2 separate regions of the Mus musculus genome follow, and region 2 is linked to region 1. Evidence: chromatin loops called from intact Hi-C (ENCODE). Cell type or tissue: left cerebral cortex. All regions are shown on one strand. Each heading gives the region's core, and the rest is flanking DNA. Links, peaks and the distances in the headings are about the cores only. Region 1 overlaps Pebp4 (phosphatidylethanolamine binding protein 4). Region 2 overlaps Sorbs3 (sorbin and SH3 domain containing 3).

Region 1 (2,800 bases), core at 140-2,639:
GTGGGGGTGTCAGAAGGTAGAGGTGGCTCTCTGGTGCAAAGGACCCCAGGAATACTGGGAAACCAGGTAAGTTAGGTGGGCAAAGTGCAGAGGAGCTGAGAGTAGAGAGGATGTGAGGAACAGGTCAGATGCCAGGGCATCTATCTGGCAGGCACTGGTAGCGACTGGGCACTTACTCAGGAAACTGAGGGGAAGCCTGACAAACTTTGGGCAAAGGCTTGGACTCATCTGACCCGCAGACTTAAGGGCGCCCTCTGATGGCCGAATTGAGAACAGGCTGAGCCTTGGGGACAAACAGTGGTGCTTGGTGGTAACTAGGTGAGAGGCTAGGTCCAGAGAGTGGTAGCCGCTGCCAAAGTAGGGACCCTGAGGAAAGGAGAGATAGCCAGCTTCTAGACCTTTCCATGGGGCTCTGGTAGCACAGTGGGAGAGACAGAGACACCCCTCCACTCCCCCAGTCCTGGGTTAAAACTGAGGATAAAACAGGTTTGGTAAGGGGTAAGGCGGGGACTGGATGCTTGATATGAAGGGCCCACAGGACATCTCAGTGGTCATATGAGTTGAGACAACTGGTATGTGGATAAGGCCACCCAAGAAAAAGAGGGACAACTAAGGAGAGGACAGAGAAATGAATGAGAGAGAGAGGATGGATCCTGGAAGCTACCTGTGTCTAGCAGGAGGGAGTCACCCACTGGGGAAAACAGTCCAGATGGGGCAGAGAAAGAATTCCACAGAGGACTGCCCTCTGGGTCCTAGCCTTGAAAGGGGGTACTCTTGGGACTCTAAGGGAGAACAGGGAATCTTAGAGGGCCAGGGAGTTTGCACAAGGTGGCAGAGCTCCAAGCAATGACACCAAGGTTTACATCTTCCGAGAGTCCCTGGTTTCTTATTCTCTAGGCTCAGATTCTAACTAAACCTCGGTAAACTGAGGCAGGCAGCTTTCACAGCTCCCAGTTTGCACTTAGGAAACCGCGAGCACTGTTTCAAAATCTTTGTGATCTGGGGTCGGCAGTGGGAGGTACCCTCGATGTTCTTCCCATCAGCAGTTTCCCCCGGGCTAATCATGAGTGAGGGGCGAACTGGGGACATTGAAAATGGAAAGCATTCGGCGGCTAGCTCTTTGCACTGTCGTAACAGAGGTGCAGTTTCACTCTGGACTGGTGAAAAGATAGACGCAGCGGGGCTTGGGACCTCAAGCGTCACACCAGAGCCACACGTTGGATTCTCTGTGCCTTCTTCATTCATGGATCCCGCTCCACCAACTAGGAGAAGCCTGTGTGTTCCTGCCCTGGTGGCCCCAGCCAAGCTTCCGGGCTTTGCGTTGTTTCGGGCACGATGACGGTCACCTCGCGCCCCCTGGTGGTAACTCTTTCAGTTACAGCCTCGGAGCGAACAGAAGGCCTCTGTTTACACAAGCAGGCTAGGGAACTGGAACCCCGAAGCACCTTCAGCACCTTCTCCTCCTTTGCCACATCCCACCCACACCGTCCTTTTGGGAGTCTGGGGGCCTTCATTCCCCTGAGCACGCATGGCCCAGTCCCTCTACATTCCCATAGCGGTAGAAAGAACACAGGCCTAGATACCCAAATGTCACTCTGCCCCTGCAGACCCAAAAAAGCAGCAAAGAATTGCAGGGTTCTCCACCTGTACGTATTGCAGGCCACCCGCACCACACCTGGCCTGCTCCACGCCCACCTGTCCCTTGGTTAAGACACGTGACATTTCTGGAATCGTCCTAGCCCGTACGCAAAGGGAAGTGATTGTTTCCTGTTCTGGCTTCTTCCCTGAACATGGGAAGCCATTTATTTGGGCACCTAGGCCTGTATTCTTTTCATTACTATGGGAAGGAACTGGGCCATGCAGGCTCAAGAAAGTAGTGTGGGATGTGGGGGCGAGGGAGGCACTCTTAGAGCAGGAGGTGGCAGTTGGGCCATGTGGAGCACCCTCCAGGTGGCCCTCTCCTCACCAGGAAGTGGCAACACTGGACATGAGCTTAGTTCTGGACCCTCTTAGTCTAGCTGAAACCTCTTCCGGTGCCTTGGTCTCCTAGAATCTACTCCTAATGCGCTCAGCACAGAGCCTGGCCCATGGAGGAGGGCCAGAAGATGTTTTCACATGACCGTCGGGGAACGGAAAGATAAGTGGAACAGAGAATGGCTTAGAAGCCAGGGTCTCAGAGCTTTGACCTCCATGTCACATGAAAGTAATGTCTCCCAGCTTGTGGTGAGACTTGGATAAGGCCTGGAGGCAGCAAAACCACGGGTATAAGGCTGTAGGTCAAGGTGTGCCCCTCCAACAGGCTCTGACATAGTTCAGGCTGACCTTGAACTCACGTAACTAAAGATGACTTGGAACTCATCCTTCTGCCTCCATCTCCTGAGTACTGGGATTATAAGTACACCAGCATGCTTGGTTTTATTCAGGGCTGGGGATCAGGCCCAGGGTTTTGTGTACGCTAGGCAAGAAATCTACCAACTGAGTTACACCCCCGGCCCACAGCCCACACTTGTCTTCTCTGGAAGGATCTGGGGAGACTCCCTCTGCCTCTCTAGGCCTCGAATTCCCTGCCATAGACAGAGCCCCACACCTGTCCCGCCTGTCTACGGGGACTGATGTGAGATAAGAAATGTGAAATTACAGCATGGCGGAGAACACACAGCAATGACTGTCATAACAGGGAAAGTGCTTTGAAAAATGGTGACGCTTACCCTGTTATTACCGAGGGACAAAGCTCCCAGTGGCCTGCACTCTGCTCCGTATCGCAGCATGGATCTCACCTCACCAGAGCTACCTGTGATTG
Region 2 (2,800 bases), core at 170-2,669, 320 kb before region 1:
GTCGGGGGTTTCTACCCCCACCTTTGATCATTCAGTTCCCAGGTAAAAGACACACAACTTTTAAATGTATAATAAGACAGCATTAGATCTGGGCCTATATTTACTCTCTAAGCTATTAGTATCTACTTCCCTATCAATAACCCCAAGTTATAATAGCTTGCCCTGATTTATCTGGGCAGCTCTTACTCCAACTGGTCAGCTCTCATGGCCAGTTCTCACAATCCCTTACCTCATGGCATCTTCCTCTCCTCCTCTCTCTTCTCTCTTGTGTTCCTACCTCTGACCCCCAGCTGGGGAACCAAAGCCCCACCTACATCTCTTCTGCCCAGCTATATAGGCTGTTAGCATCTTTATTCTACCAATGGTTTTAACCTAAGGAGCAAGGCTACATAGCATCCCTTGGTGTGCAGGATGATTTTCTCATCCCTGGGGGCAACCAGACCTTGAAGGACAATATTTAGCATTACAACACAACAATATGCTAGGTAGTGGTGGCACACGCCTTTAATCTCAGTACTTGGGAGGCAGAGGCAGGAGGATCTCTGAGTTTGAGGCCAGCCTGGTCTATAGAGTGAGTTCCAGGACAGCCAGGGCTACACAGAAACCCTGTCTCGAAAAACAAAACAACACAACAACAACACAGCAATAGACCAAACCTCAACACTCACCCTCCTTTGCTTTGACATTTCTTTTAAACTACATATGAAGTTTTGTAGACTTCTATTGACAAGAAGAAAACACACCCTTTCTATAGCAGAAGCCGTAATGTTATGGGGAATGGCTTGGACCTGTGCCTCTGATATTGTATCCAGTAGCCACATGTGGCCAGTTAAGTGTAGATTAGTTTTAAAAAGATGGAAAATAAAAATCCTAGCCCCCTTTTCATACTAGTTCATTTCAAGGACATTCCCTTCCGCACCCCAGGACAAGTTTCTCCAGCAAGTCAGAAGCCAGCTCTACCCCTAGGCAGCCCAATGGTCATCTTTGAAATGAAGGTGTTCTATTATATCAGTGGATTCCTCCCTATAGAAGATCTGTGATCCATCATCTCAAGTCCTGTTTGTTTGTTTGTTTGTTTTTGTTTGTTTTTCAAAGAAGCACGGAGTTAGTGCTGTGCAAAGTTGTCTTGGTTGGTTGGTTTAGAAGTGCAGCGTTGTTTGTACCGCTAGGGGGCATGAATGAGGCGAGGCAATCAAGCCCTTTCTCTGCGAGCTAGCAGTTCCAGGTACTGTCAGCGGAGGGCGCGCCCTAACCCGCGTAACGCCTTCTTTTTCAGGTGTCTCCCGGCGAACTCAGAAATTTGGGACATTCCCTGGAAATTATGTAGCCCCAGTGTGAGTGGTCTCCATGGCAGTTTGGAGCCAACGAGGATCGGGAGGGGAGCAGTAGCACTATGGGAGGGAGAGAGGCCTTCCATAGCCTCCTCCCCAGGACCTGTGCTCCCAGCTTCTGCAGAGACCCCAGCAACTTTCCCTCCAAGCCTCCTTGAAGTCCGATTCCCACCCCGCAAGTCACAGGCATTCCTTTGACAGCCCCCTTCACCGCCCCTCAAATACAGACATCTGCTTTCATGTGGAGACTGTCTCCAGGCCTTATTGAGACCAGACCCCTAAGCCTCCAACCCCCCAGCATGTCCCCTAATGGGGACTGGCTCTCGCTTCACCCCCATGGGGTTCCTCTAATAAGGACCAGCCTTCTACCCTGGTGGAGACCAAAGGCCTCCTCCCGTTTCTCATCAGCTTGCCTGCTACCACTTTGCCTTCTGGCCTCCAGCTGGGCCAGGAAGCAAGGTGGGAACACCTCCTCGGCCTTGAAGGCCCAATGACAGGCCTTGCCTCAAGGCCTTTCCTTCTCAGAGCCTCCTGAACCCCTGGGTAGGGCCTCCCCATGTACCCTGCCGACTGACTGAGGCACACAACTTCCCTGGCTTATCAGAAGATTCATTTACAGGGAGACAAGCTTGCTGCCCTAATTCCCAGCTCTCCCCAGTGTCCAGATCCTCTCTGGAAGAGACTATAAAATAAACGTGGGTGCCAGGGACCTGCCTGTCTGCTTCATTATCCTTTGGGTGGGCATAGGGGGAGAGGCTGGGAAGGGGGATTCTGTCCATTTAGGAATGTGGGATTTCTTTCTGTCATGGGTTGTAGTCCGAGCTAGGTGAGCAGGGGTGACAGGCAGAATGGAGCAGCTCCAAGCACTAGAGGTACTAAGCACTAATGCCAGCAGGGACAGGGCAGGGCCTGATGGGAGAGTCCAGGGTTGGGGGCTGAGATATGTTCTTGATTCTGGAGCTGTTACCACGAGGTTGCCGGAACTTGGTGACATTTCTAACTATTCCCCACTAAAGTTTTCCTTCTCTGTGCTCCGTTGATACACCACACCTTTGTGGTTTTCTTCTCTGGGATCAAGTCTTTGTGCATTCAGTTTGGGAAAGCTGGGAGTGGGTGGGGCAGAGGTGGTCGAAGTAACTCTGCTCACCCAGGGCTTGGTGGCCTCTGGGGACATTAGCACATCCTGGGCCTGGCCTTTCCTCCAGAAAAGGAAAACTCCATTCTGTCTCTTGGTGAGTCAGAGTCGTACTCTGTGACCCAGGCTGGCCTGGAATTGGAGGTCAAACTCCTCCTTCAGCTTCTACGGGAGCCACCTCAGCGGCTGATAGAAAGCACCATTCTTGGCTGGGGCTGACAGTTGAGCAGGCAGTAAGGTGCTACGCACGTGTCACCTAACCCAGACAGTACAACTGGTGACAGGAGAGAAGCTCTGAACTTCAGAGGCTGAATCCTCAATGGAGGTTGGCATC

What was found. Peaks named below come from ENCODE experiments on the same cell type or tissue, not always from the same donor. Only the 100,000 strongest peaks of a DNase experiment are listed, where the experiment ranks them.
Region 2: it touches region 1 in a loop (5-fold over the local background); 10 of 42 quality-filtered maps call a loop at or near these places.

The regions. Positions count from the first base shown.
Region 1 is chr14:69,860,139-69,862,938 of GRCm38, reverse strand. All of the region lies in intron 3 of Pebp4 (phosphatidylethanolamine binding protein 4), which reads right to left. Among named protein-coding and RNA genes, the nearest start is that of Pebp4, 21 kb to the right of the region's middle. In left cerebral cortex, for the core only: CTCF peaks have their summits at 262 (motif pointing left), 1,156 and 1,356 (motif pointing left); DNase peaks (open chromatin) are centred at 252 and 1,349; H3K4me3 peaks cover 463 bases; H3K27ac peaks cover 249 bases.
Region 2 is chr14:70,179,708-70,182,507 of GRCm38, reverse strand. It overlaps Sorbs3 (sorbin and SH3 domain containing 3), which reads left to right. Exons shown (of 21, transcript NM_011366.3): 21 at 1,277-2,040. The coding sequence ends at 1,338. Among named protein-coding and RNA genes, the nearest start is that of Pdlim2, 4.3 kb to the right of the region's middle. In left cerebral cortex, for the core only: a CTCF peak has its summit at 1,195 (motif pointing right); a DNase peak (open chromatin) is centred at 1,201.